3 separate regions of the Homo sapiens genome follow, and regions 1 and 2 are each linked to region 3. The links are chromatin contacts, found by Hi-C or POLR2A ChIA-PET in ENCODE. All regions are on one chromosome and are shown on one strand. Each heading gives the region's core, a stretch centred on a gene start or an enhancer-like site at or near the end of the contact. The rest is flanking DNA. Distances are from core to core; before and after follow the strand shown. Region 1 overlaps RREB1 (ras responsive element binding protein 1). Region 2 has its middle 34 kb from the start of RREB1. Region 3 has its middle 33 kb from the start of LINC03055.

Region 1 (3,939 bases), core at 1,369-3,868, 220 kb after region 3:
TGGTTGTATTTTTACTGGATGTTTTTCTTTAATCAATGTCATGTTATTTGGACATTCTAGAGCAATTATTCCCCATCTTTTTAAATGTAAGATACTCTTTTAATGTAAAAAATTTCCAGACCAAGTGTGATTTTAATTATTTTTTTAGATTCTGTTGAGAAGCTCTAATGACAGAAAAACTCTATCGACATTTTAGTGGCACTTATCTTTATTAAATACAGCAGCATTTTCATATACTTGCAAAATAATTGTACATATATGTGTAAATTTAATTGATTTCTAGATGCTTGATGAGCAAATGAATAAGTGGATCCCTTGAAATAGCTCCCTGGAGGGCCCCTGCCCTAGAGGAAGACAGATCCTGCATATGTAACCCTAAAGTCTAATGTCAGGAAAATAACGATTAGACTAGTTCTGAACCGCAAGTGGAGTTCTGTAACTAGAGCTAAACGCCACTGTATGACAAGTTAGGAAGATATATTTTCTTCCACCTGTTCATACACTGAACGGTTTCCAGAGCAGCCCTTGATATCACCTCATTTTCCTCATCATTTCAAAGAATTCTATTGGGAAAGAGAATGCAATCAGCCAGATTGTAAGAAACATTTGGACATACTTAATGACTCTCCCTTGGCCCTTTTAATTAATCTACTGTGATCTATTAGAGAGAGGACTGGGTTTGTTAGCTAGGAGACTAACGTAAGGTCCTGAATGCAAGCCCAACCTTGATTATGATTAAAACAGAAAAAGATATACTTCACACCTTGGTTTTTCCATCTCTAAAATGGGTAGAATTATCTTCCTTGTGCCTTCTTAGGAGGTGACACAATGATACCCATGGGCAGCATTTTCTTTCTTTTTAATCAGTAAACGTAAACAAAAACCTTTGTAAGGATGGAAGCTATTGGAAAGTACCATATAAAGGATTAGGACCGTAAATCCAGGGAAATTCTAAGCATTCTGAAAGCTGCTTTTAGGCAGGGCAGCAGCCAAAAGACCAGCTGGTAGATTGAGACCTTTCTGAAAAACCTGACTTCATTCTCTTGTGGTTCCATTTTCCTTTTTTTCAAATGGGGTCTAGTGGCTTAGCTGTGGTTATTCCACAGCTGATGCCTCTTTCATTGCTGTTCTTCTGGTTCTGACAACAACAGCATTCTTGCACCACTTAACTCTCCAAGATGCAGGCAGGGGAGGTGACTGCCTCATTTCTGATGTGCTTGTTAGCTACAGGAAAAGCATCTTAGTATTCTACCTTTGTCTAGGACTTGGGACTGGGAGCAGGTATTCCGTTTAAGTTTTATGTGCCATCTGTATATTTTCAAAAACATTTAACATGATCTTTATTTCAAGCTTTTATAGCCCTTTCAAGTTGCTCTAGGGGACTTAGCAAAACAGGTAGACAGTAAGTATGGATCAACTGAGCACAGGAAAGAATGGGATTTGGGAAGATCACATTGTTTGGATTTTCTGCTGATACTAAAGCTGGATTTTTACTACACAGGCAGGGAGAAATTACTGTCCTGTGGTGGACCTGGTGAGAGAGGTGGCATATGACTAAGCAAGTCAGCTGACCTCAATTAAAGGGCTGTGACCATCTGTACAATGGGACCAGTACCTCCTCCAACTGTTGGTCTCAGCTGAGTGAGATTCCCATGTCTGAGGAGGTGATCAGGGGTGATGATGACTTTTGATGGAACTGACCTCACACAGGTTTCTGGGGGAAAAAACCCACCAAACTTTATTTTAAGAATTCTAAAACAATTTTACAATTCTGATTTGAGTAGAAGTTTGATTTGAAAAGGGACTTCATCTGCACCTTCTCTCTTGCCTTTGTTTATAGATGTCAGTAATGCCCGTATTTTAAAAAGTTGAAATGAGTTATAAATTATATCTTAAGGATTTTAGTTTGTTTTGAAGAATTGTTTAATTGGCTAGGATTTCTCCCCCCTTCAGTAGCTTCAGATCCCAATGGCTAGGCAATATGGAGATAATAGTAAACAGGATTTTGTAAGAGATGTTATTTATTTATTTATTTTTAAATAGAGATAAGGTCTTGCTATGTTGCCCAGGCCGGTCTCGAACTCCTGGGCTCCAGCAACCCGCTATCCTCAGCTTCCCAAAATGTTGGGATTACAGGCATGAGCCACTACCCTCAGCCTGAGACATTATTTGAGGAGGAGGTCATGAATATATAATTAACTTAGGAGTACAAATGAAAAGTTTTCTCTTGAACCTACCTTTTTGAACAGAAGAGGTGATTTTTAGGTATAATGGTGTGCAAAGTAACAAATAACAGCCTCTAAAGACATTTAAAACAATAAATAAAGCATAAATATCTTTATTCAGGATGAACTGAGTTCTGAAGCCTGATGTTTTCAAGAGTTCTTTATTATCAGGTGGCTTGTGAAAGCCCGTCGTTAACCAAACGTGTTGTGTTTGCCTCAGAATTTTATTAAAAAGGTATGCATAGGTTCATATCCCCCTTATGTGAGGTGGCAGTGAAACAGAAACTTGATAGAAATATTGAGGAGGGGAAAAGATGAAGCCACCGCGGCACCTGGCCTCCCTCTTTCACTTCCCTTTCCAACTCTGCTCCTTTGAGATGTTCTTCGAGAAGATGGAGGAAGCTTGCTGGGTTTAGGGTCATCACCCAGGATCTGGCGACGGGAGTGCCTCAACATGGGGAGTTCCCTCCCCAAAGCCCAGAGCTAATTCGTCACATCCAGCTGCTGTCAGGAGTTGAGCAGTCCTGTCCCCTGGCTTTCCTGGGAAGGCCTGGGTGGAGGCGGCAGGAGCAGGCAAGGGACCAAGAGAGTGCCTGCTAGACCTGATGCCTCTCCCTTCCCCCCTGAGCCCCCAGGGAAGGAGCTGCCTTATAGACTCGGGTACAGGGAGGCAGGGAATAGAGGGTTGGAATCCAGAAAAGAGGGTGGAGGGCATGACTGCAGTTACTGCCATTGTCTCAGGACAGACAGACCAAGCCCTGGTACAGAAATTGTTTGGCTGTTGGCCTTTTCTCTTCAGATGTTTACATGCAGGAAGTGCCTTTGATAAAGTATGGTTTGCTAACATGAGTATGATATGCATGCGCATTTTTGGATGCCAAACACATAGGCAGATGAAACTAAGAAGCCAGATGCTAAGATAGTTGTTGATGAATTGAAACTAGCCTAACTGGCTCCACTGTTGGAGTCATTTGCTCAAACTACTCCAAACTTTTGTTTGGTCTACTGAAAACATTAGTTGGAAAGGTACAGCGTTAATTTAAGGCAGGGAAGCCTCCAGCACGTGAGAGTCGTGTCTCTCTCGGTGATGCTGGGAGGGAAGGATGGGAGATGAGAGTCATTTCACGGCCGCCTAGCTCCTCCTCTTCCTCTCCCTGCCCTGGAGCTGCAGCCTCAGCTTTCAGAGTCTCTTGCCTGGTGGTAGGCCCGGCGAGCGGTTGGATTTTAAGTATCTCAGTTATTTTCAGTATCATCAGTCATCACTTTCAGAGTTCCTTTTCTTTTTCAAGGGTACCCAGTCTAACTGTTTAGCTCCTTTTCAATAGCCCTCCTCACTCACTTACGCCTAGTCAGGAAGATTAATAATGTTAACTGATTTACTATCACTGCAAAAAGCATTAGTTAATTAGACTTTTACACCTCAGTCAGATGGCATTAGACACCCTTTGTGCACTTTAACTCAAGGATGTTAAAGACCTAAATCTTTCAGAAAAAAAGAAAAGAAAGAAAAAGGACAGGCACTTTTCCAGTTTAAGCTGCATGTTGGTCCATGTTAATTAGGCATTTGTCCTTTAGTCTGGAGGTGATAGAAAATGCCAGTTACTGTGGTATTTAACTGACATCAAACTCCTGTCCAAATAATTCAGTTGGGCCCAGCCTTCTCTCTTAATTGGTGGGAAGGAAAACTTCGGCACACACCCAGAATAGGGAGGAA
Region 2 (3,924 bases), core at 511-3,010, 160 kb after region 3:
TAAAATTATATAAGTGCATGAACACCAATTATGTATATCTTCTTCAATGCCCCAAGAACGTTGTGGTTTTCTTTATAAAACTTGACCTGTAGAATATACAATCCAGTCATGTGTCACTTAACGAAGGGGAGGCATCCTGAGGAATGCATCATTAGGTGATTTTGTCATTGTGTGAACATCAGAGTGTACTTACACAAACCTAGATGGTATAGCCCACTACACACCTAGGCTATATGGTATGTAGCTTATGGCTCCAAGGCTACAAACCTGTACAGCATGTTATTGTACAGAATACTGTAGGCAACTGTAACACAACAGAAATTATTTGTGTCTCTAAACATATGTAAACATAGAAAAGGTACAGTGAAAATATGGTGTTATAAGGAATGTGTATATACTATCCCTCATGGGACCCCTGTCATATATGCAGTCCATTGTTGACTGAAATGCTGCAACTGTGTGTATTCCTACATCTCCCTACATACGTAGAATATATTATATTACATATGTATTAGTGTATAGTAAATATTCCTACATATCATATAATATATAGGAATATATATAACTTTTAAAATATATTAAAATACCTTAAAACTTTTGATGCTCTTATAAGTGGTATTTTTAAGTGTTTCTGTGTACAGTGTTGTGTTTAGTTAGTATGTTTTAAGAGCTGATTATGACCATCTTTGATAAATACTTAAATACTTGTGTTGCATGAGGTACTGCTTGGAGGCTGGGCACAGTGGCTCATGCTTGTAATCCCAGGACTTTGGGAGGCCGAGGTGGGCAGAACACTTGAGGTCAGGAGTTCGAGACCAGCCTGGCCAATGTGGTGAAACCCCCATCTCTACTAAAAATACAAAAACGAGCCGGGCGTGGTGGTGGACACCTGTAATCCCAGCTACTAAGGAGGCTGAGGCACGAGAATTGCTTGAAGGCAGGAGGTGGAGGTTAAAGTGAGCCGAGATTGTGCCATTGCAATCCAGCCTGGGCGACAAGAGCCAAACTCCGTCTCAAAAAAAAACAAAACAAAACAAAACAAAAAGAGAGAGAGAGAGATACTGCCTGGGACCAGAAATATGGACACTTTTATCTGGCTGATGGCCCATCACGATTACTGCTCTGTTCTCACAGGGTTGAACATTTTACTCACTTTACATGATTTTAAACCACTGTATCCCATTGACTTCTGTTGTTGAAACAGAGGATTTTGGCAGCCTGGTTCATTTTCTCTTGTATATCAGGTTCTTTGGGTTCACTATTTTCTTTTTAATAAGATCATGATATTTCAGTGTTTACCTATAGCTCACCCACCATTTAGGTTTTATTTCCAGTGCTCTCATGCTTCCCTAAATCCTGTACGAAAGATGCTATGTCAGGAGGCACGGTGACTCAGGCCTGTTGTCCTGGCACATAAGAAGGCGAGGTCAGGTGTTTGAGACTAGACTGAGCAACATAGGAAGCTCTCATCTATTAAAAAAACAACAAAAAAACCAAAAACAAAAAAACATGCTATGTCCTTGGCTATTCGAGCCACAGCTTTGTGCATTGACACACATCCAGCATCAGCAAGCTTTTTCTAAATGAGAACAAGCGTCATTCCTTTGTCCATTTGTCAGACTTGTCACATATGTCTCTATGGGATTATAGTTTTTTTAAAAAAAGAAAAGAAAGTAAAGGGGGAAATATCTGTAGGTTCCCCTTGCCTGTGTGTTCCTCTGCTTTCAGCTCTTCAGCACAGGCAGTCTCGGTCACGTGGCCCTGCTCACGCAGGGCCCAGACCCACGCTGCGAAGCTCTGTATGATTGTGTTTTGGGTTGCAGGAGGCAGAAACTCAAAGTGAAACCAATGAAAAAAACCAATGTGTTCTTAATGGTTTTTACCTAAACCATAAATCCCTCTCTTCGAGGGAGAGGGGAATCACCCAAGATTTGGCCCAGTTCCCTCATTAAGTTCCAGGGCTATATTTGTCTGTATTTTTTCTTTTCTTTTCTTTTTTTTTTTTTTTTTTTGTTCATATGTGTGTCAGTTTGGTGACGACCTGTGTCCAACTCACTCAAGGAAGATATTTAAAATGCAGATTCCAGGGCCTGATCTAGACTAAGGGAATAAGACAGTGGGAAGAGGAGGAGGTAGAGAGTTGAGTCTCCTGACTCCCTGGTGGTGCTGACAGTCAAACAGGACTTACTAACAATGATGAAGGTATTATGGGCTCAGATTTTTATCCATCACTACATTATCACTAAATTTTTTTTTTTTTTTGAGACCAAGTCTCACTCTGTTGCCCAGGCTGGAGTGCAGTGGTGTGATCTTGGCTCACTGCAACATCCGCCTCCTGGGCTCAAGCGATTCTCCTGCTTCAGCCTCCCGAGTAGCTGGGACTACAGGCGCACACCACCATGCCCAGCTAATATTTGTATTTTTAGTAGAGACGAGGTTTCACCATGTTGGCCAGGATGGTCTCGATCTCTTGACCTCGTGATCTGCCCACCTCAGCCTCCAAAGTGCCAGGATTACAGGTGAGAGCCACCGTGCCAGGCTTAATTTTTATATTTTTAGTGGACACAGGGTTTCACCATGTTGGCCAGCCTGGCCTCGAACTCCTGACCTCAGGTCATCCACCTGCCTCAGCCTCCCAAAGTGCTGGGATTACAGGCATAAGCCACTGCGCCTGGCCTAATGGAACATTTTTTACCAGGTTTAAAATAAGATATCTAATGCCAGATGCTGTGGCGCACACCTTTAGTCCCAGCTGCTTGGGAGGCTGAGGCAGGAGGTTTGCTTGAGCCCAGGAGTTTGAGACCTGCCTGGGCAACATAGTGAAACCGCATGTCTATATGAATAAAATAAATAAATAAATAAATAAATAAATAAATAAAATAAATGAAATAAGATAGCTAACACTTATTAAGTGCCATGTGTCAGGCAGGCACTTCACATTTAAACCTATGTGTAGGCTACTATTGTTAGTCCCACTTTATAGAAAAGGAAACTGAGGCACATAGAGTTTAAATGCTTTGCCCTGAGTCAAACACCTGAGGCAGAATTGTCATGTTCTTTGACAATCTTCAAAGCAAATTCACGATATTTGTTAATTACAAAATAACGGAGTCTCTGGCACAAATGGGCCCAAAGAGTCTGCTTGGATCATAATCATGCCTTGGTGCTATATTAGGTCCCTTATAAATTATTCATTCTTTTAGCAAGTTCTTACTGAGCATTTAGAGTCCCCGTGGCTTGGGACAGGTATTCCACAAAAGGGAGGGATGTACAGGAAGTTATACAGACAAACTAGAAACTTCTTAGCAGATGCCTGTGCATAAATGAGAGGACTTGGATTAGGGCTGGGGGGAGCGGTGCTGACAGAATTACTGTCCAGAGAGCTGTTATCTTGTTATCTGTTATCTTGGCTGTGTGCTAAATGTTTTAGGTGTATTTTTTTCATTAATTTCTCACAAGAACCCCACTGGGTTAAATTCTATGAATAATCTATTGAACAGGAAACTGAGGCTTAGAGATGTGAAGAGACTTGCCTGTGGTCATATGGCTTCGGCCTCATGGTTGTGATATGAAGGCAATGCGTATCTCTCTCTGGACCCTGGCTTTCATCCGCTGGATTTTCTGCTTTCGTCAAATAGGATTTTGTTTTCTAGAAGAGAACTGCCATCCCTCTGATAGTGACCCAGATGGCCCCATCACTAGGATCACTCTGGGCTTTAAAGAGATCATGGCTTATGATGTCAGTCATCGTTGGCTTGGCCTCTCTATTTTGTCCTCTGGTTCTGGTGTCCTCACCTGGCCCCTAGGGAATCCTTCAGAAATATTAGTATCAAGGCCATGTCCATGGCCTATAACCAGATTGGCAGATGTCTGTAGGCTGGAGGAAGCCAAGAACTGTTTTTGAAGGAGCATCATGGCTTTGTC
Region 3 (3,822 bases), core at 716-3,215:
CAAGTCACTTCCCAGGCCTCCCTAGGCCCCTCGTTTGTGCACTGTGTGCTTGGTCCCACCTCCCCTGCAGAGCACCCCACCTGCGTGCTAGTCCAGTGTGGGCCAATGTGTGAGCGTCTGCAGCCTCCCCTCCTGGCCTGAGAGCCCCTGAGACCAGGGACTGCATTCACTGGACCCATCACTGGGTGCCAGCCCCTAGCAAAATGCCTGGAACACAGCAACAGAAACTGTTAAATGTTACAGAGCAAGTGAGCCGGGTTCCAAAAATGAAAAACTGAAAAATAGAAACCCACACTTTCTAATGAAGACTCTGTGTTGGTCACATAGGGCCTGCTGCCCTGGTGGGAAGCTGGACTGAGCTGGGGTCCACTGTGATCTCCAGCAGGGCAGAAACAGCAAGGGCCTTAGGACTCAGGTAATAAACAAGCCCTGACCTTCTGGGGGCGACAAGGATCATTAAGGTTATTCTCCCATTTGCCCACGTTCCACCTGGTGGAGGTGCTCAGTTGGCGAGAATCTTTGGCTCTCCTAAGACCCAAAGGCTTCTGTGAGGTGAGTCAGTGGGGAACGTGGCCTTGTCGACAGAGTGCACTGGCATTACCTGAGATGAGATCCGGGGGGAGTGGCCACAGAAGTGAAATGAGTAGCAAACTACACAGCCTAGAGTCATGCCCACAAGATGTCCTTTTTCCTGCAGGTTCTCCATCCCTAAAATTAACATTGTTACCATCTTTCTCCCACTTCACCCCTCAACTTGGAATATTGTCTAGCAAATACTGCATTGCTGCTTTATTCAGTCACTTTCTTACATTACCACTTTCAACATTTATTAAGCATCTACTATGTGACAGTCACTGAGCTGAGTTCTATGGAGAAAAGACAGAGGAAAAGCAGATTGGCTGCCCCAGAAGCTTGTAGTCAGTCTGGGGAAGTGGAGAAGTTAAATTACCCATTTGTAATCAATAGAATTTTATTAGGCACCTATTAAATGCCAGACACAATGAGAAAGTAGGTTAAATGAAATAATGAAGCCCATAATCCAGTAAAACTGATAAACAAATATGCAAATAGCTATGATACATTATAAGATGCAATATGGTTGGAATAAATGGGTATTAAGCATAAAAACTTCAATTTGCCTGGAGGTTGGGGAAGCCTTCACCATATGAGTTTTTAATTGAGCCTTGGAGAATGAGGGGGAAGCAGTGGGGGCGGCGGGGAGAAGCAGAGGGAGAATTTGGAAGGAGGGGCCTTATGGACCAAGTGTATAGATTCGGTAAGAACCCAGGCCTAAAATACTATTATTTAGAGAATGCCAAGTACACATGGGCTTGGGGGAACCTGGCAGAAAACACGGGAAAGGGGTGCCAGGCTAAAAATAAAATTGGTAATGTACCCCACAAGCAATGGAAAGCCAAGGAAGGCTCTCAGGCCAAGGAATGCAACCACCATGCTCAGGTTGAAGAACAACCATTGACTGAAAGAATTAAAGGTCAGTGTGGGTGAAAAACCAAGTTAAAATTCTAAAGCAAATATTTTGACTCCCATTCAAGTGCTCTTTCCATCACACAAGTCAACCAGGACAAGGCTCAAAAAGAAGCCACCAATCTTTGACCACTGGAAAGTAGCTGGGACCTTCCAAAGGAAGAGATGGGAGGCGAAGCTGTGAGCACAGAAACGTGGGAAGTGACATGTATTCCCAGATAGTGGCCTCTTCCAGGGCAAGGACCATGTCTTACCAATCCGTGCATGGAAGCATCTTGCAAAGGCAGGTGTGAACTCCCTGGGGAGGATTCTCTAGAGAATGAGCAACTGCAGGCTGAGCAGGAGCGTGTGTGTGGGTGTGGAGAGAGGTATCCTCCACTGCGCTGGTCTTTCATGTGGGGTAGCCGAGATCTCCTCCTCACCGCCATCTGCACAATAAGCCTTTGCAATTTCAAAGCACCATCCCACGTTTTCTCACATGTAACTGGCTGGTGGAGCAGATGTTGATGGGGAAGTCCTGCTGAAATGACTAATCACTGTCGACTGCACTGGAAAGAGAACCCAGGCTAGAAGCCAAATAAGGCAAAATGACATCACAGCAGCTTAAGAAAGAAAGGACCATTCATGTCTGACAAGTGTGTGATATTTGCGACTCAGAGCTTTATTAACAGCGACGGGGCCCCAAAGCATTCCTACTTGTCCATCATATAAAAATTTAACAACAATTGGATTCCACAAGTCTTATCAAATACACACACAGACTGTAGTAATTAAGATCCTTCAGGAATTATATTTTACATTTAGTCCTACGTCTAAATTGAAAAAGATTTTCAGATCACTTTCGTGTGCACTGTAGGCTCAACTGTTTTTTGAAACTGCTTTACAATAACACAAATTGTGAGTGTTAACATAATAGATGCAATAATGTCTAATACATTGTTGCTAGGCATTTACAAAAAAGCCAAGCGCTATTAAAGTATGTGGTCAAAAGATTACAATGTAACTGAAGCCACATAATATGTTATAATGAGTATAAATTATGCATTTAATTTTAAAGGTTAGCTATATGTTTAGTAGAGTGCTTTAAAAGCAAAATAATCTGATGACATAAACTTGAGTCATGCAAAAGCAAGTTGGTAAATATCGCAAAATATGATGGAGAACAATTTGGTCTCAGCTCTGGACACCCTAGTACTTTAATTGATAATGTGTCTTCTGGTTTTTTGGTTTAGGATGTTTTGGCATAAATGAAAAAAAGCAAATCAGAAACTTGTTTTATTCCAAGCAGCTGGGGGTGTAGATCTTGACTGTAATAGGCCACAAGGGTCCAGTTACACCAAGACCCTCAAAGAATTCCAAACCTTATTCAGACTGGGCATGCTCTAAGCCACCTGGTAAGGGTCACTCTGACACAAAACCTAGGATTCCTCTTGTTCCAGAATCCCTGAGCTTACCTTGGAGAAAGCAAGGGTGTGTGTGTGTGTGTGTGTATGTATGTGTGTGTGTGCACGCATGCCCATGCACACCCATTCCTCTTTAACTCTGCTTTCTTAGTCAATTGCAATATCCCGCCAAGGCCATGTTAACTCCTCCCTGCCTCTAATGTGGCTCTTTCCTACTTCCACCCAGTGCTTCTGCGACGTGGTTTATCTGCCTCCTTTACGGGAGACAGGGCATTTCAACTGGTACTAACCCTATCAACCATCCCTCCTCACCGGTCCACCTCCCCGTCGCCTCCTTCCAGCGGCATCTCCTCACCCTGCCTCATGCACTGGGGCCACCTCTGCCAGCTTTCCATCATGCAGACACCTCCTCTCCCGCCTCTTTCTTCAGCTTCCTGCCTCTCCTTGGAGAAGACATCTCCTTCCTCCTGCCTTGTCTCCCCTGACCCCCACCATTCAGTGGTGACGATGGGTGTGGCCGTCCTTCCCTTTCAATTCCAGTCCGAGTTCTCTGCCAGTAAGTGGCCTCTCCCTATGCCACCCATGTAAATGACACTTATCAGAGTGTTTCTGCATCATACCCAGCCTGGCCACTGCCAGCGCTCACCCAAGCCTAACTCAGCACCTGCTCCCCTAGCAAATCACAACCTTTCCAAGATCCACCTCTCCCCAGGGGCCATCTTGTTCCCTAATAACCTCCAAATTTCTGATCTCTGTTCTCACAAGGTCCTTCAATTACTCAACCTCTTTATACAACTGGCAGCCCTTCAACCCTCTCCTGGCTATACCGCCAACTCATTCTCTCTGTAACTCACAGCCAGTGCTACTGTTGCCCTTATCAGAGCTCTGCATTCCTCCTACCAATGCCAGTATTTAGCCATGATGGCCAGGTCCC

The links. Hi-C counts contacts between places; a loop is a spot of excess contacts on that map. ChIA-PET counts read pairs that join two places held with the same protein, here RNA polymerase II (POLR2A). Pooled maps may share reads with other maps.
Region 1: a map of pancreas shows a loop between it and region 3 (6-fold over the local background). The contact joins two enhancer-like sites. A Hi-C loop is called at or near these places in 2 of 168 maps with a recorded cell type or tissue (gastrocnemius medialis and pancreas), 4 of 37 single-sample maps with no recorded cell type and 10 of 50 pooled maps. POLR2A ChIA-PET finds 5 or more read pairs at or near these places in 3 of 52 experiments (B cell, WTC11 and activated B cell).
Region 2: a pooled map shows a loop between it and region 3 (12-fold over the local background). The contact joins two enhancer-like sites. A Hi-C loop is called at or near these places in 1 of 168 maps with a recorded cell type or tissue (GM12878), 19 of 37 single-sample maps with no recorded cell type and 14 of 50 pooled maps. POLR2A ChIA-PET finds 5 or more read pairs at or near these places in 4 of 52 experiments (K562, PC-9, Panc1 and 1 more).

Annotation. Positions count from the first base shown.
Region 1 is chr6:7,134,418-7,138,356 of GRCh38, forward strand. The region is part of intron 1 of RREB1 (ras responsive element binding protein 1); the gene reads left to right. Among named protein-coding and RNA genes, the nearest start is that of RREB1, 28 kb to the left of the region's middle. RefSeq lists an enhancer at 2,595-2,664. Within about 2 kb of position 2,619, at least 32 of the 41 ENCODE cell types and tissues checked have a DNase peak (open chromatin) inside an H3K27ac peak, as active enhancers do; they include gastrocnemius medialis, where a contact is called at or near this core.
Region 2 is chr6:7,072,176-7,076,099 of GRCh38, forward strand. No RefSeq gene overlaps it. Among named protein-coding and RNA genes, the nearest start is that of RREB1, 34 kb to the right of the region's middle. RefSeq lists an enhancer at 1,485-1,724. Within about 2 kb of position 1,761, at least 5 of the 41 ENCODE cell types and tissues checked have a DNase peak (open chromatin) inside an H3K27ac peak, as active enhancers do.
Region 3 is chr6:6,916,771-6,920,592 of GRCh38, forward strand. No RefSeq gene overlaps it. Among named protein-coding and RNA genes, the nearest start is that of LINC03055, 33 kb to the left of the region's middle. RefSeq lists an enhancer at 2,032-2,081. Within about 2 kb of position 1,966, at least 2 of the 41 ENCODE cell types and tissues checked have a DNase peak (open chromatin) inside an H3K27ac peak, as active enhancers do; they include gastrocnemius medialis, where a contact is called at or near this core.